Linked DNA regions of Homo sapiens: region 2 is linked to region 1. The links are chromatin loops, found by intact Hi-C in ENCODE. Cell type or tissue: K562. All regions are shown on one strand.

The links. Hi-C counts contacts between places; a loop is a spot of excess contacts. Peaks named below come from ENCODE experiments on the same cell type or tissue, not always from the same donor. Only the 100,000 strongest peaks of a DNase experiment are listed, where the experiment ranks them.
Region 2: a loop joins it to region 1, with 2.5 times the contacts of the local background. A loop is called at or near these places in 1 of 110 quality-filtered maps.

Annotation. Positions count from the first base shown.
Region 1 is chr2:170,012,155-170,016,154 of GRCh38, forward strand. It overlaps UBR3 (ubiquitin protein ligase E3 component n-recognin 3), which reads left to right. Exons shown (of 39, transcript NM_172070.4): 30 at 3,127-3,212. Among named protein-coding and RNA genes, the nearest start is that of MYO3B, 160 kb to the right of the region's middle. RefSeq lists an enhancer at 943-2,501. In K562, CTCF peaks have their summits at 1,867 and 2,953; a DNase peak (open chromatin) is centred at 1,887.
Region 2 is chr2:170,083,551-170,087,550 of GRCh38, forward strand. UBR3 (ubiquitin protein ligase E3 component n-recognin 3) reads left to right here. Exons shown (of 39, transcript NM_172070.4): 39 at 1-581. Among named protein-coding and RNA genes, the nearest start is that of MYO3B, 93 kb to the right of the region's middle. In K562, no CTCF peak of the experiment used is centred here; a DNase peak (open chromatin) is centred at 1,869.

The sequences.
Region 1 (4,000 bases):
GCTTGCTAAATACCAAATTATGAATCTTTTTAAAAAAACAAAAAATTCTTTCCTAAAACAATCCTTTTTTGGGGCTTGGTGGGGTCAATACTGGGTTTAAGGGAATGGAAGAGTTAGGAAAAGAAAGAAAATAAACTGCAAGGGCTAAAGAGAATCTTATAATTGGTTACATATCAAAAGAAAGATGTTGTCAGTTCCCATTTTTTTTCTTTTTAAGCATCTTATCAGGTACCCTGGGGATTTAGAAGCTATATTTGAAATAGTCCCTGTTCTCCATGAATTTACAGTTTAGTTGGAGAGATGGAACTAATATAACATCAATCTATATAACAGAATATAATTTGTTTTTAAAAATATCATATAGAGAAAGCACTGTAGAACTTCTAAAGGGAAGATGAGCAAATTGAAATATAAAATATGTGTAAGTCCTTCTTTCTGTCCCAGGAAAGCTTCCTGGAGAAGTTAAAAGTTGAATTGCCTCTTGTATAATATAGGCTGTGGTATGGATGAAGATACTGGTTTTTTTTTTTTTTTCCCCCTGAGAAATTGAGTAACTTGCTCAACTACTGAGTGGTAGACTCAGGCCTTGAACCTAGATCTCTTTCCAGAAGCTTTGCCCTTTTCACCAAACCAACGTGTGTTTGAGAATGTGGGGTGTGTAGTGTGTGTACACACGTTTGCTTTTCAAATTATAGTCTAAAATAGAAGTTAGTGTTGAATGGGGGGATTGAGAGGACAGCATACTTTGGTCATGCAAAAAGAAGCTGGAGCATAGTTAGAGGGGTTTTTAATGTGCACATCTAGGTGGCCACTAGGGTAGGCTTTAAACAGTCTTTCTCATCATTCTTTCAAATGTAGAGATTTTCGCCTCTTTTTTTTCTTCCAAACTAATTTGAATGTATTTGTGTTAGAAAATATAGAAAAGAGTCTGCTTTTCTTTGACAGCAAAAAGCTCGGAAAACTTCCACTCCCAGCATATCTTTATTTTTGCATCATTCATTGAGGAGGAAAGAAACATAATATTGCTGTGTGATTTTCAGCAGTCGGACATGGGACATATGACCCATTTGTGTGTTCTTTAGCATGTCTCAAAGGACCAATTTTGACATATATGAAACAAAGAAAAGTTGGTATTTAGAGCCATATTGATTTTTAAAATCCTAGATATTGCTGGATACAGTGGTGTGCGCCTATTCCTGGATACTTGGGAGGCTGAGGCAGGAGGATTGCTTGAGCACAGGAGTTCAAGTGCAACCTGGGCAACACAGCAAGACTTCATCTCTCAAAAAAAATTTTTAAGAAATGTAAAATCCTAGATATTATTACACATTAATCCTTTGGATAGGTAGTTTTTGATTTTTAATTCAGAAAGAATATTGCATAGGAGATCTTCCAGTCATAATCTGGAATAATTAATTAGATTTTACTAGTTTTTTTCGAGAATTCTTTACAATGAAATTCTTAGTAATATGTTTGTCATCCGTTATATTTGGGGATTGAGAAAACAGAATTGTTCTTATATTTATATTTTAATAAATATTTTTGCAAATATGGTGAAATGTTGACATTCTGGTTTTGACATTCATTTGTAAGTATTGTTTGTGTTTCTGGTTAGCTCTCTTAAAAGTACTATCTAGGAAATCTTAGTTTTTATAAGAGAATATAGCCATTAATTTTTTTCTACAGATTAGGCAACAGAAGATTTGTGAAAACAAAATGTATTGATCTCATTTATATTCCCTTGATGAAGGAACACATGCTGGTCTCCGCTCGCTTTCTGTCCACTAGTATGAAATCCTTGTCCCTGCTTCCTTGCTGGTAGGTTTTTAGAAGTTCAGTGAGCAATGCAAATCGCCTGAAGGGTGGAAAATTCCCTTGTCACACAGATGCCCTTATCAGCAGCAACCAGATGGAGCTCTGAGCTGGAACGTTATCGGTGTTAAATTGCTTTTTCTCCCACCCTGAGTAGAGAGGATTAAAGCATTCCTTTAGAAATGGGTGGCAAATGTACAGACTTAGGAATATTAATATTCTTTAACAATTTGCATTTATAAGTAAATACATGGAAATATAATCTCCAAAAAAGTCCATGTTCAAAATTCAGCCAAATCAGTGCAAAATGTTTTGTTTTAAATAAAATAGGATAATAGTCTTTCATGAATTCACTTGCAAAGAGTAAGCTTGAAACTGTTTTTTTTTCTTTTTTTTTTTTTTAAGTGGGAGACAGTATCTCACTATTAGGGTCAAATGCATATTAGGGTCAGTTTTGGTTGTAGAAAATAAAGGTATGTCTAAGTGTATTCATACTGTTGAAGAAAAATACAATTTAAATTATTTCTCAGAGTTGTCATTTATTTTGGCATAATTAATTGGTTCTTTTACTGTTACTGTTTTTGGGTAAATCCTTAGATTCTGCATTAGTTTGATTTTTGAAATGTTGATTTATTAAATATTGCTATTTTGTAAGCTAATAATTGCTAAATACCTTGCAATTTCAGGTCTGTATGAACAGTATTGATGGTTAGCCATATCAGTAGTTACACAGTGTATTTTAATGAAACTAGTTTTAGAAGTCCGTAAGAGAGACTGCTGTTAAATTATATGTGTTGTTCATAGCCATTTCTATATTAGTGATTTTGTTTCTTAATATTGATTTCCAGATACCATCTAACCTCCAATGAATGATAACCATTTCTCTGATAGAAAAATTGGTATGCCTTTGTGTTTTATATGGCAATAACCACCTACACAGTGGCTGACGTTGGAGTAAAAATTCTTTCTTCATATTCATATGCAGGTTTATGAAATATGTTGCAGTTTTTTTTTTTTTCTTAAGGCCTAGTTTTTAGTATGTGCCAAGAGTTGGGACTTTGCAACAATTACACCATGATGTGTGCAATTTTTTGCAGGTGTAAATATGAACATATAAGTAAGGATGGATAAATTGTTCCCTTTGTATTTCTAAATATCAGATAAATATGATTATTACTGATACAACATAAAAACTGCTTTTGCAAAAAATAAAGTTGAAGAACTTTATTTTTTAGGTTGATTCAGACATGTCAATAAAGCAGATTAATAAAGAATCTTCAGTTTAATGACTGAGATATAATGTTTTACTTACAGAACCAATTTAGAACTTGAATTGATTCATCGAGGAGGCAATTTGTGTTCAGGTGGTGCAAGCACAGCTGGCAAAAGGTCTTGTTTAAGTAAGTACTAAATACTGCTAAATTTAAAAAAAATTCTGTCATTTTTGGAAGCATTGACAGGAAAAGTGACATTTTGGTATATTTCAAATTTTGTCTGTTATATATGATCTATTTAGATAGTGATATATACTTTAAATGGCTAATCTTGTACTTGGAAGAATCATATGGATATTTAGCTCTTTCTAGATTATGATTACCTAGCACATAAATGTGATGCTAAGTGACGAGGTTTCAAAATTAAAGCACTGTATGATTCTCAGCTATAAAAAATTGTTCTTAAACTTTAATTCTCTTAAAGAATTTTTACATTGAATTAAGAAAATATTTTTATAAAGACAATATATGTTACCCACAGATTTCTATTATATTATTGCTATTAAGATATTTGTGCTATATTTTGATGTGTATATTAAAATGTATTGAAATTGCACGTTTGCTTTTATTTATATATATACTTTATGTTATAAAATGAGAATAATTCTTCAATCTTGTGTGTAAGGATATATTTGAGAGAAGTGTAATTTGTAATTTAAAGTAGATTTTTCATGAGCATGGCTTTGATGCTATCATTTTTTAGTCATTGTTTAGAGAATTAATGTGCATAGTAGGAATAATATTATTGAATATCAGCATATAGCTGATTATTTGCCCCAGATCACTGAAGTTGAAATATTACCTAATGTGATTGGTGTAGGAAATAAAACTTGTTTAAAACACATAATATATTCTTTTGAAAAATGAATATATATTCTCAAATACTAAAAAATAGTAAGTATTAAAAATTATCA
Region 2 (4,000 bases), 71 kb after region 1:
CAAAATGCTAATTGACATCTCTAGTAAATACTGTTACAGGATTCATGAACTTGAATAATTCTACAGTTTGAAACTCTGATGCTATATATACATGGTATAATGTATTCAGACTTTGATTACTACTTATTTAAAATGGAATGTTTTATGGTTGTGCATATGGATGTGAAGTGAAAATATTAGCCTTAACTTTAAAATTTGGGTGTTTGATAGTGTTTATTTTGATATTGGTGAATTAGTCACCAGTAAATTTTAAAAAAGCACTTGGTTGAAAATTGTACTTGAATACATACATGCATGCTGCTAAACTAGAACTTTAATTTTTCCCCATAACTTTTATAAGTCCCATTTATAAACCCACTTTTAAAAATAACAGGTCCAAGTTAGAGTGATGTGTGTATATTATTCAAAAAAATGTACTGGTGTGATATCTTGTATGAATGATCATTTAAATACAGTACATTACTGTAGAAGCTAAATTGATCTTTATAATTAAGCAGAAATTACAAAACTAGGAATAATCAACATTGTAAGATATGTTAATAAAAACCTGCTGTCATTTGGTTTGTGAAAGGTCCTTAAAATGTTTACTGCTTACATGTTTTTTTTTCCCCCAAAGATATTGACAGTAATATATGTGAGTGAACATGGCTGAAAAGATCAAAGCACAACATAATTAGTAGTTGCTTTAGGGTGGAGTAAGTGTAAAGGGTTTGCTTTGCTTTTTTTCTTTTATTTGCAGAGTGAGTTCTTGCTTCTTCAGTCCTTGTCTCATAATCAATGCACATTCTTTGCTAAGTGTGTGTGTTTGGTAGGGGGAGAAGGAAATGGGTATGTAGATCTGAGGAATTGTGATCTCTGTTCTTTTCTGAAAGTTCCCAGCCAGACTTCAGAAATGTTTAGTGCTTTATGAGAATGTTTATTTTGAGTGGTTTGCATTCTTGTTTGAATTGACAGTCCTCACCCCTACCTCTCCATCCTGAAGCTCACCAGCCATTTATCAGCTAGCAGTCCATTTCTCTTCAGACCTTTCTCTGTTTTATGTATTCCGATATTTACTGATTTCTGTGACTTAGAAAAAGATGCTGACTAAAAGCACTGAAGGCTTAGAGGAAACAGCAATATGGGAAGAGATGTGGTCTAAGACTCTCTGTATTATCTCCAGGATTCTAATTGCTGACTCTCAAATGGCTGTTGATGGCTTATATTTGAGATCATATTTGGGGTTGGGGGGGACACAAAGCATGGTTTTAACCACTAGAATCAAATCACCGAGAGAAGATGAATTCATTGGTGAGGATGCCTGATGATTGATGATTGTGGGAGAGCAGATGACTTATGACTGTGTCTCAGTCCCATTCACAGCACATAGTTCTTTCCTCTGCCTTATGATCTGGCTAGATGATATCAAGCACTGCTTAGTTCAACAGGGATGAGCTGGAGTGGGCAAAACAGCAACATGATCACTTCTCTATTTATGACACTTCAAGCTCCCTATTAATTAGGCATATCAGGTATGGAAGAGCTATGACCTGCCATCTTAGTGTACAGTACAAGTAGTGGAATGAATGTGACTTCAGCTGATGCAACACAGTGAAAACACACAATGGAACCTTGTGTAGAGCTGCCTTTGTGCAAGTTAAATTAATGTAAGATGTGACAGTACCAAAATCAGTGAGGTAGAGCCCAAGAGCAGACCAGAAGGAGTGGGGTCAAGAGCACAGATAAAAGCTTCAGGTTGAGGGGAAAAGATACAAGAGAAAAGGAAAGAAAGTCTAGAGCAAAATAAGAGGATTTGTGTCTGATTCCCTCTTCTCTTGGTGACAAAGGAGCAGGATCATGTACCGAGAGTGAACAGGCCTAGCATATCTGGGGGCTTGAGATAAGTGGCAAAAGCTTAGACATATGCTAGGAGAGAGAACAGGCCAGAAATAAGGGGAAGCACCACTGAAGTTATATTGACAGCCAAGTGGGGTTAGAAAACCTAAGTTTAATGGAGCCAGTTAGAAAGATTCTGTAACTTTGTGGAGCCCCTGAGTTTAGCAGCTTAGGACCTGAAGGATAGAAATTAGACTGCTAAATTAACTGGGGTTTGGAGACACGGATACAAAATGTAAAGGATGCAATATAAGTTAAGAGAATTAGGGGAGCTGGTTGAAATGAGTGTGGGGTTCATGTTGGATTTGTAGGGGCGTAGGATTGGAAGACACAATAAGATTTAGTAAGACAATGAACTCTTTCAAAGTTTTCTTTTGAACTTACGCAAAATTGCTGCAATGTTGAAGCATTTAAATTCGTTTATTTAGTAAATATTTATTGCACTCCTCCTGTGTACCAAGCACTATGATAAATACTGGAAATACAGTGGAAAAGAAGTCAGATAGTCCCTTCTCTCACCTCGCTTTCTGTATGATTAGTGTTACAAATGGTATGTGTGTTTGGAGGAGAAGAGAAGTAGAGTAGAAGGTGCTATAGATGGACCCTCTAAACCAGACTTGGGTGTATGAGGAGGCTTCCAGTGGGGAGAGATGATGATTCCCAAATATTGTGTAGGTGATATCTGGGTGAAACAAGTGTGGAGAGTAGTGATTCAGGCAGGCATAGAGAATATTGTTTGCGACGAGTTGAGAGAGCACTTGTGGATGTGAAAGGGAATCATTTTGACTGTAAGCATAGGTGCTTTTGAGAGGTAAAATCTAAATTACAAAGAGTTTTGTAAGCCATGCTGAGGGTTTTAGACTTTTTTAGAGAGCAATGGGAAGGCATTTTAGGGCTTTAGATAGTAGAGTGACATCAGATTTGCATTAGAAAAGTCAACCTGGCTGCACTCTGGAGAAAAATCCACTAGAGTGGAGAAACCTGCCAGGCATCTGTTGAAAGACTCCAGATAAAACATGATAGTTGGCTCAAGTAGGGGAGTTGTGGTCGGGACAGAGAGATGTGGACAGTATCTGAAGAGAGTTGACAGAATGCAGTAACATGAGGGACGGCCAAGAATATTGAGTGCCTAAGGTGTGCCAGATACTAAAGTAAGTTATAGGGATCCCACGTTGAACAAGACAAAGGGTCAGTGTCTGCCTACAGTCTGGTGGAAAACAACACTGATTATGTGATTACAGTTCAATAGGATGTTATCAGCAAGTTAGTCTATGGGAATCAGTAGACTCGTTTAGTTTGGGAAGTTCACAGGTTACATGGAAGAAATGATGTTTAAGCCAAGACCTGCCTGAAAAAGTGAGCTAAGTGAAGAGGGAATGGGGGAGGGCATTCTAAAGAGTGCAGCACATAGACCCTGAAATAAGAATAAGGAGGGTTGCACTCAGGAAACTGAAGGAAGTACAGTATGGTTGAAGCATAGAAAGCAGAAGAGCATGTGGTAAGAGCTGTTGCAGGAACAATAGGCAGGAATCAGATCATGGCTTCCTGAGTAGTGTTATGGATGTTGGGCTTTGTGGCCTCTATTTTGGTTATTACCTCAGTTTAGAGCAGAGGTCAGCAAACCTTTTCTATTTTGGTTATTGCCTCAGTTTAGAGCAGCAGTCAGCAAACCTTTTCTATAAAGGGCCAGATGGTTTCTGTCACAACTATTAATCTCTGCCAGTATAATACAGAAGCATCCTAGACGTACACACACACACACACACACACACACATATGCATATGGATGTGTATGTGTGTGTGTGAATGGGCATGGCTGTGTTCCAGTAAGACTTAATTTACAAAAGCAGGCCGTAGGCCAAGAGAATGAGAGGAGGGGAACAGGAACATTTGGGAAAACCATTCAGGAGGGTAACTCAGTAGCCAGAGGAGAGATGAGGATGGTGTATGATGTATACTAGGGCAGTGACAGAAACCACTTATGTTCTGGCCTGATGGTTGGTTGTGTTATTTCATGAGCTAGAATCAACTTTATCCAGGTATAAAGTTGAATGTGATATGTACAGATTTTGACCAGTTGAAAGTGAGGCTTTTGTGAGTCATCCAAATGGGGATGTGATAATTG